Regions from separate parts of the Homo sapiens genome. Here region 1 is linked to region 2. Evidence: read pairs that join two places in POLR2A ChIA-PET (ENCODE). Cell type or tissue: OCI-LY7. All regions are shown on one strand.

Region 1 (5,000 bases), 230 kb before region 2:
GACCTCAGATTGTCTGTTTGTGCTCTTTCAGACTTTTTGATGTAGGTGTTCAGGGCTATGAACTTTCCTCTTAGCACCATCTTTGCTGTGTCCCAGTGGTTTTGATAGGTTGTGTCACTATCGTCGTTCAGTTGAAGAATTTTTTAAATTTCCATCTTGATTTCATTTTTGACCCAATGATCATTCAGGAGCAAATTATTTAATTCCATGTATTTGCATGGTTTTGAAGGTTCCTTTTGGAATTGATTTCCATTTTTATTCCACTGTGGTCTGAGAGAGTGCTTGATATAATTTCAATTTTCTTAAATTTATTGAGGCTCATTTTGCGACCTGTCATATGGTCTATCTTGGAGAAAGTTCCACGTGCTGAATAGAATGTATATTTTTTGGTTGCTGGATGAAATGTTCTGTATATATCTGTTAAGTCCATTTGTTCCAGGGTATAGTTTAAATCCACTGTTTCTTTGTAGACTTTCTGTCTTGATGACCTGTTCAGTGCTGTCAGTGGGGTATTAAAGTCCCCCACTATTATTATATTATTTTTTTGAGACGGAGTCTCACTCTGTCACCCAGGCTGGAGTGCAGTGGTGCAATCTTGGCTCACTGCAAGCTCTGCTTCCCGGGTTCACACCATTCTCCTGCCTCAGCCTCCCGAGTAGCTGGGACTACAGGCGCCCGCAACTGCACCTGGTTAATTTTTTTGTATTTTTAGTAGAGATGGGGTTTCACCATGGTCTCGATCTCCTGACCTCATGATCTGCCTTCCCCGGCCTCCCAAAGTGCTGGGATTACAGGCGTGAGCCACCATGCCCAGCCTGTCCCCCACTATTATTGTGTTGCTGTCTATCTCATTTCTTAGGTCTATTAGTAATTGCTTTATAAATTTGGGAGCTCCAGTGTTAGGTGCATATATGTTTAGGATTGTGATATTTTCCTGTTGGGCAAGGCCTTTTATCATTATATAATGTCCCTCTTTGTCTTTTTAAACTGCTGTTGCTTTAAAGTTTGTTTTGTCTGTTATATGAATAGCTACTCCTGCTAACTTTTGGTGTCCATTTGCATGAAATGTCTTTTCCACCTGTGTACCTTAAGTTTCTGCAAGTTCTTTTAAGTGGAGCATTTAGGCCATTTATATTCAATGTTAGTATTGAGATGTGAGGCACCATTCCATTCATTATGCTATATGTTGCTGTATACCTTGGCTTATTGTTTTTGTTTTTGTTTTTTAAATTATATTTTTGTTTTATAGGTCTTGTGAGATTTATGCTTTAAAGACGTTCCGTTTTGATGTTTTTCCAGGATTTGGTTCAAGATTTAGAGTTCCTTTTAGCAGTTCTTGTAGTGGTGGCTTGGTACAGGCAAATACTCTCAGCATTTGTCTGAAAAAGACTGTGTCTTTCCTTCATATATGAAGTTTACTTTTGCTGAATACAAAATTCTTGGCTGATAATTGTTTTGTTTGAGGAGACTGAAGATAGTGCCCCAATCCCTTCTAGCTTGTAGGGTTTCTGCTGAGAAATCTGCTATTAATATAATAGGTTTTCCTTTATAGGTTACCTGGTGCTTTTGTCTCACAGCTCTTAAGATTCTTTCCTTCGCCTTAACTTTAGATAACCTGATTACATTGTGCTTAGGCAATGATATTTTTGTGATTCATTTCCCAGGTGTTCTTTGTGCTTCTTGTATTTGGATGTCTAGGTCTTTAGCAAGGCTGGAGACATTTCCTTGATTATTCCCCCAAATATGTTTTCCAAACTTTTAGATTTCTCTTCTTCTTCGGGAACACTGATTATTCTTAGGTTTGGTCTTTTAACATAATCCCAGACTTCTTGGAGGTTTTGTTCATATTTTCTTATTCTTTTTTCTTTGTCTCTGTTGGATTGGGTTAATTCAAAGATCTTGTCTTTGAGCTCTGAATTTCTTTCTTCTACTTGTTTAATTCTACTGCTGAGACTTTCCAGAGCATTTTGCATTTCTATAAATGTGTCCATTGTTTCCTGTAGCTTTGATTGTTTTTTATTTATGCTATCTATTTCCTTGAATATTTCTCCCTTCACTTCTTATATCAGTTTTTGGATTTCCTTAGATTGGGCTTTGCCTTTCTCTGGTACCTCACTGATTAGCTTTATAACAAACCTCCTGAATTCTTTTTTGGGTAAATCAGGGATTTCTTCTTCGTTTGGGCCCATTGCTGGTGAGCTAGTGTGATTCTGGGGGGTGTTAAAGAACCTTGTTTTGTCATATTACCGGAGTTGGTTTTCTGGTTCCTTCTCACTTGGGTAGCCTCTCTCAGAGGGAAGGTCTAGAGCTGAAGGCTGTTGTTCAGATTCTTTTGTCCCATGGGATATTCCCTTGATGTAGTACTCTCCCCCTTTTCCTAATGATGTGGTTTCCTGAGAACCAAGCTATAGTGATTGTTATCTGTTTTCTGGATCTAGCCACCCAGCAAGTCAACCAGGCTCCAGGCTGATACTGGGGGTTGTCTGCACAGAGTCCTGTGATGTTAACTGTCTGTGGGTCTCTCAGCCATGTATATCAGAATCTGTTCCAGTGGAGGTGGCAGGGGGGTGAAATGGACTCTGTGAGGGCTCTTAGCTTTGGCGGTTTAATGCACTATTTTGTGCTGGTTGGCCTCCTGCCAAGAGGTGGCACTTTCCAGACAGCATCAGCTGTGGTAGTATGGGGAGGAACAGGCAGTGGGTGGGGCCCTAGAACTCCCAAGAGTATATGCCCTTTGTCTTCAGTTACCAGGGTGGGTAGGGAAGGACTATTGGGTGGGGGCAGGGCTAGGCATATCTGAGCTCAAGCTCTCCTCGGGCGGGTCTTGCTGTGGCTGAGTATTTAGGTTCTCTCCTGGGTCCTGCAGGAGCAATCGCTTCCTTCAAGGGGTCTGTGGGTCCTCTCAGGTTTCTTGATTTGTTCTTGCAGTTGTTCTGGAGGAAAAATTCATGATGCAAGTCTCCACATGCTGCTCTGAGTCAGAGCTGCAATCTAGTCCTACCTCCCATCCGCCATGATCCCTCTCAATCCAACATTCAGGCTTTAACCTGTCTTTGATTTGAAGGTCGCGTTACACCAGGGACCTGCCTCTACCTGCCTCCTGCTGCTATAAAGATAATCATGTGGGCTTTTTTATTCTATTGATATGGCATATATTAATTTTCAAATATTAAACCAATCTTGGATTCCTGGAATAAATTCCACTTGGTCTTAGTGTCCAATTCTTTTTATATGTTGCTGGATTTCATTTTAGTATTTTGTTGGATTTGTCTGTTCATATTCATAAGAGATACTGGTCTGTAGTTTTCTTGTGATGTTTGGTTTTGGTATCAGATAATACTGGCTTCATAAACTGAGTGTTCCCTCTTCAATTTTTAAGAATATTTTGTGAGGCTGGGCGCAGTGGCTCATGCCTGTAATCCCAGCACTTTGGGAGGCCGAGGCGGGTGGATCATGAGGTCAGGAGATCGAGACCATCCTGGCTAACACAGTGAAACCCCATCTCTACTAAAAATACAAAAAATTAGCTGGGCGTGGTGGTGCATGCCTGTAGTCCCTGTTAGGAGGCTGAGGCAGGAGAATGGTGTGAACCCGGGAGGTGGAGCTTGCAGTGAGCCAAGATTGTGCCACTGCACTCCATCCTGGGTGACAGAGCGAGACTCCATCTCAAGAAAAGAAAAGAAAAAAAAAAAAAAATATATATATATATATATATATATATATATATATATATATAGTGAAGATTTGATATTAATTTTTCTTCAAATATTTTTCAAATATTTAGTAAAATTTAGTGGTGAAGCCGTCTGGGTGGGTATGGTGTTTTACTGCTTATTCAGTATTTTTGCTTGTTATAAGTCTGTTCAGATTGCCTGATCTTAAGTGGGGTTTGGTAGTTTGTGTCTTTCTAGGAATGTATCCATTTCATCTAAGTTACCTAATGTATTGGCATGCGATTGTTCATACTACTTCTTTATCATCCTTTGTTATTTCTGTAAGATCTGTAGTAATGCCCTTTTTTATTTCTGATTCTAGTAATTTGAGTCTTCTCTTTTTTCTTAGCCTAGCTACAGTTTTGTTAATTTTTAAAAATCTTTTCAGTTTTTGGTTTTATTGTTTTTCTCTTGTGCTTTTCAATATCTGTTTCATTAATTTCCATTCTAATATTTATCTTTTCTTTCTTCTGCTTTCTTTAGGTTTAGTTTACTCTTCTTTTTCCAGGATAAAACTAGGTTAATGATTTGAAATTTTTCTTCTTTCTTATTATACGCATGTGCAGCTAGACATTTAACACTGCTTCAGCTTCATTCCATAAATTTTGATATGTTGTGTCTTCATTTTCATTTATGTCAGGGTATTTTTTTATTTCCCTTTTGTTTTCCTCTGATCCATTGGTTATTTAGTAGAGTGCTGCTCAATTTCCATATGCTTGGGAGTTTTCCAAATTTTTTCCTGTTGATTTCTGTCTTATTCCAATTTGTCCTGCTATAACAAAATACTTAAGACTGGGTATTTAATAATGAACAGAAATTTATTTAGCACAGCTCTGGAGGCTGGGAAATCGAAGAATGAGGGGGCAGCATCTGGCAGGACCCTTGTGCTGCATCATCCCATGGTGGGAGGTGGAAAGGCAAGAGAGAGCAAGGGGAGGCCAGACCTGCCCTTTTATAACAGTACTCCTCCTGTGATAATGAACACATTTCTGTGATAATGGCATTAACCCATTAATGAGCACATAACCCTCATGACCCAAACACCTCTTAAAGTTCCCACCTCCCGACACCTTCAAAATGGGAATTAACTTTTAGTATGAGTTTTGGAGTGAACAAAAATTCAAACTATATCAATTCCTAATTTCATTCTATTGTGTAGGAGAACATAATTTATGTATTATATCCTTTTAAATTTAGAGAGGTTTGCTTTATAGCCTAGCATATGGTGGTGTGTTCTAGAGAATGTTCTATGTGCAGTTGAGAAGAATGTATACTTTCTTGTTGTGT
Region 2 (5,000 bases):
GGGAGGCTGAGGCAGGCAGATCATGAGGTCAGGAGTTCGAGACCAGCCCGGCCAACATAATGAAACCCCGTCTCTATTAAAAATACAAAAATTAGCCGGGTGTGGTGGCACGTGCCTGTAGTCCCAGCTACTCGGGAGGCTGAGGCAGCAGAATCGCTTGAAACCAGGAGGCGGAGGGTACAGTGAGCCAAGATCACGCCTCTACACTCCACCCTGGCGATAGAGTGAGACACTGTCTCAAAAAAAAAAAAAAAACAAAAAAAAAACAGGTGTATTTTTGGACAGAATACTACAAGACAGAAAAGGGTGAATTTTTAGGAAGACATTACAATCACAAATGTGTACACGTGTAACAACAGAGCTTCCACATACTCAAAACAAGAATTAAAATTAACAAGAGAGAAATCCACAGTCCTCTCCCCATAATTGATATAAGGAGGTAAAATGGTGGCCTGTGAAAAGCATAAAGACATGAGCATCAAAAAGTCACCTGGAGCCAGGTTCGGTGGCTCACGCCTGTAGTCCCAACACTTTGGGAGGCCAAGGCGGGCAGATCACTTGAGATCAGGAGTTTGAGACCAGCCTGGCCAACATGGTGAAACCCTGTCTCTACTAAAAATACAAAAATTAGCTGGGCATGGTTGGGTGCGGTGGCTCACACCTGTAATCCCAACACTTTGGGAGGCTGAGGCGGGTGGATCACGAGGTCAGGAGATCGAGACCATCCTGGCTAACACGGTGAAACCTCGTCTCTACTAAAGATACAAAAAAAAAAAAAATTAGCCAGGCATGGTGACGGGCACCTGTCTTCCCAGCTACTCGGGAGGCTGAGGCAGGAGAATGGCATGAACCCAGGAGGCAGAGCTTGCAGTGAGCTGAGATTGCGCCACCGCGCTCCAGCCTGGGTGACAGAGCGAGACTCCATCTCAAAAAAAATAAAAAAAAATAAAAAAAATTAGCCAGGCATGGTGGTGTGCACCTGTAATTCCAGCTACTAGGGAGGCTGAGGCAAGAGAATCACTTGAAGCCAGGAGGTGAAGGTTGCAGTGAGCTGAGATCGCGCCACTACGCTCCAGCCTGGGCGACAGAGCAAGACTCAGTCTCAAAAAAAAAAAAAACAAAACAACAAAACAACAACAACAACAAAAAGTCACTTGGGAAGTCTGTCTTCAGCCAACAGTGCCAGAGAAGGCCACACACTGGTGGCTGCAGGTGCCATTGGCACATGACCATCGGCCCACCTACCGCCTGTCCGGCTCCCCACAGGGCTCCACCCTTACCTCTATTTTGCTGGAAGTCCTTACCAACACCTGCATTTAACAAACAGCATGGGATCAGACTTGCAGGTCATCATAGCTTCCTATGAAGCTGTCTCTTGATGGAGAATGAAAATCATTCTCAGGGAGACATTCACAGGGAGGAGCAAAGGGGTGGGAGAAGCAGGACACAAATAGAAATGAAAACACTGTCACAAGCATGAGGTTGAGTCAGAACACACATGACAAGACATGACAATTTCAGTCACTTTAACTCCACTGCTCTGGCACGGGATGGACCCTGAGCTGCCCCGTCGGTTCACTTGAACTCCACTGCTCCCGCATGGGACGGAGCCTGAGCTGCCCTGTTGGTTCACTTTAACTCCACTGCTCCGGCATGGGACGGACCCTGAGCTGCCCTGTCGGCTCACTTGAAATCCACTGCTCCAGCATGGGATGGACCCTGAGCTGCCCTGGCTGTAACCAAGCCCATCGGGCCATGTGGAGGCTGCTGTCGTGTTGCTTTGTCATCATTTATGACAGCATGGCAGTGTCCTCACACTCGCAAAGGGCGAGGGAGTCAGAGGGTGCCTCTTCCACAGGTGCAAAACAGCACAGGAAGAGCCTGGGGAACGCGGACGCAATTTAAGACTTGGGGTGAGCATCAGAGGCCAGCCACGTGCTTGGCACCCGGGCTTGTGCCTCCTCCCAGAGCCCTCTTAGGACACCTGGACAGTTTCCCTAAGAAATCTTGACTCAGAGGGCCGGGCGTGGTGGCTCACACCTGTAATCCCAGCACTGTAGGAGGCCAAGGCAGGCAGATCACTTGAGGTCAGGCGTTTGACACCTGCCTGGCCAACAAGGTGAAACCCTGTCTCTACAAAAAAAATACAAAAATTAGCCAGGCATGGTGGCATACGTTTGTAATCCCAGCTATCAGGGGACCACTTGAAATCAGGAAGCAGAGGTTGCAGTGAGCTGAGACCATGCCACTGCACTCCAGCCTGGGCAACAGAATGAGACTGTCTCAAAACAAAACAAAACAAAAAGAAATCTTCACTCAGAACTTCACTTTCGCCCCGGTGCTGACCCTGACAAGATTCTATCCAACCGCCACCCACTACTGGCATTGCCAGGAATAGTTTCAAGAATTTACGGGACTGTCGCCCTTACAAATGTGCCATGTACAGCACTGGGCTGTCCCCAGGATGCCCCTCCATACACAAGGACACAAGCCTTCCAGGTGGAAGAGAGCAAGGACTCGGGCGGGAGGCGCTGGGCTGTGGAGTCACGACTCACCTTCTCCAAATCGTCCTTCAGACGAGTTTCATGCTGCAACTTCCCATACAAATTTCTATTTTCTATTTTTAGGAGTTCAATTTCTTCTTTGAGCTCAGTCTGAAGAAGCGAAAGTTGCACCTTGTGCTCAGTTTCCAGACCCAAGACTCTGGCTGCCCGCTCTGTGTCGGCCTCCAAGTCCCCGTCCTGCACACCCTGGAGATGCACCCAGGGAAGCTCTGTGTGGAAAAGGAGCAGGGAAGACAGTCAGGCCGGTGCCGGCCCTCGATGGAGCCCACAGTCCGCACAGGCAGAACGGCAACCTATAAATGCTTCTGACAGCAGACACTGTGGATTTTCAAGCTCTGTGCTGACTCAGTGATGAAAGCAGGCATGGCTCTCTCAAGTCTCCCCTCCCTTTCGGGACACCTCCATGCTGCCCCAGCACAGTGCCGTCCCGAGTCACAGGGATGTCCTGGGCCCACACGACAGCCACACGACCCGCCCAGGCTACTCCTTCAGGTCAGGTGTGACATGTGACCCTCCATGAGTTCCTGAGTGAGCCTCATGCCTGTGACCAGATGTGGGCACACATGTGTCACCCAGGGTCTATGAGGCAGCCACAAGGACAGGGCCTGAGCTCAGGGGCCTGCCAGGGTTCCTGTCCCAGCACCTCCCCCTGCTGTTCTGTGCCCAGGCACGCTACCCCCACTGGCCCATCTCTTCTTCTGCAGAAGAGGAAAAAAGCAGAAGGGACTAGGTGCTGGCCAGGCACCAGTGGTGCCAACGACCATGGGCATCAAGGGGTGGCTGTGGGGACAATTGTGGTGCAGGGCAGGCAGGAGTGAGGACCAGATGCAGGCGCCGCTGCACCACCCCCAGCTTGAAGGAGGCCCAGGCAGGCCCAGGCTTCTCTCAACTTGGCCACAGCCCAGAATGGAGTCAGACCACACACCTCCCAGCAGGACCCGCGGCCTCAGCCCCTCACCCCCACCATGGACGGCAGCCCCACCATCAGCACAGTCCACGCCAGTGGCCAGGGCCGCCTGCCCCTCCTGGAACCCGTCAGTGGCCACTGTCCGGCGCCATGGGACCGCGACTCTGGGATGACTGCAGTTTCCTCTCCGTCACCTTCTGACCCCACAGCCCTGTGCCCCGTGCCCTGCCTGGACATCCCACAACCTTAGTCTGACTAGGCGAGCTGGGGTACCTGGGCCTGCTGGGAGCAGAGCAGGATCCTGGAAAAGCCTCCCCTGGGCCCAGTGGACACACATTCTCCCTCCAGAGGTGAATGGTCACCATGTCCATCCAGCAATCCCCATGACCCCCAGGGTGGCTGCCCAGGTCAGACCTGCCCTGCTGGGGCGCTGGCCCAGGACACGCACTCCTGCCCAGCCAGTGACCCCGCCTCTAACGCCAAACCCTCATCAGGACACACTCTGTTGAGGTGTCAGCCCCAGAAGAAGAGGTCGGAGCACTCAGCTGCTTCACGGAGGACTTGGATCGAACCCAGGCACCCAGGCTCCCCGAGAACGTCCCCCAGACCCGGGACCTGCCGACACCATGGCGAGGCGGGAGGGGCCCACCTTGGCTGTGCCCTTCAGAGGGTTCCAGACGCCACTCGTGTCCCAATGCTGAAGTCTCTACGCAGCATCTGTCTGAGACATGCCCCTCGTGCTGGATGCAGAGGGGAGACTCCAGCGCTTCCAGCTGGTGCCTGTGGCTTTCTTCTAACTCCGCCTGGAAGCGTGGCAGGCTCTCCTACAGAGAAACCACGTGGGACAAGCACGTTAGTGAGCCAAGCTACCTCGCTCGCAGCTATAACCCTCAAAGGTGTTTCCTGCTATGCACAAAGAAAACTCAAACCTCACTAGGTTCATGAGACCACACGCTGCGCCCTGGTGAACCCCGCCAGCCCACTGGCGTGCTCACATGCTCTCCCGCCCACACCCGTCTCTCAGTCAGGCCTCCGGAAGACATACAAGAATTGGTGGCACTGACAGGGACTGGTGCTCCTCAGGGCGGCAGGGCCCTGGACCGGGCAGACCTCTCCTCAATTCTCTCAGCAGCAAGGTCGGTAGGGCACGTGCCCCTCGCGTCTCCCCTGGTGGCCTCACATCTCAGGGCTGGGCTCTCAAGGCCAGCCTCCTGTGACCACTGCCCACTAACAGCTGGGTCCTCGTCACACCCACGCGCAGAGGCAGGGGTTGGCTCTCAGGTGATACACGAATGCCTGGTGGGGCTACCCACCCCAGCCCTTCCTGGGTTCTCTCTGGTGCAAGGCCTGCTCGTGGGAAGGTCCTGGCTGCCTGTTCCAGCCGGGCCCTTGCCCTTCTCTGGCATTTCCCCCATAGCCTCTTGTGCAGCAAATTCTGTGTTGGGGTCCGCTTTGCAGGGAACTCAAACTGGCACACAGCCCGCTGCCACCCTGCCTGGACACCCTGTGGCCTCCAGCAGGCCCAGGGA

What was found. ChIA-PET counts read pairs that join two places held together with the same protein. Peaks named below come from ENCODE experiments on the same cell type or tissue, not always from the same donor. Only the 100,000 strongest peaks of a DNase experiment are listed, where the experiment ranks them.
Region 1: POLR2A ChIA-PET joins it to region 2 with 5 read pairs; 2 of 35 experiments call an interaction of 5 or more read pairs at or near these places.

Annotation. Positions count from the first base shown.
Region 1 is chr21:46,583,384-46,588,383 of GRCh38, reverse strand. It overlaps a transcript of DIP2A not described here. Among named protein-coding and RNA genes, the nearest start is that of S100B, 19 kb to the left of the region's middle. In OCI-LY7, CTCF peaks have their summits at 2,444 and 2,646 (motif pointing right); a DNase peak (open chromatin) is centred at 2,673; H3K4me3 peaks cover 790 bases; H3K27ac peaks cover 1,058 bases.
Region 2 is chr21:46,354,747-46,359,746 of GRCh38, reverse strand. PCNT (pericentrin) reads right to left here. Exons shown (of 47, transcript NM_006031.6): 12 at 4,121-4,295; 13 at 2,556-2,773. Among named protein-coding and RNA genes, the nearest start is that of PCNT, 33 kb to the right of the region's middle. RefSeq lists an enhancer at 2,845-2,924. In OCI-LY7, a CTCF peak has its summit at 3,152; DNase peaks (open chromatin) are centred at 2,076, 2,656 and 3,106; H3K4me3 peaks cover 1,670 bases; H3K27ac peaks cover 3,118 bases.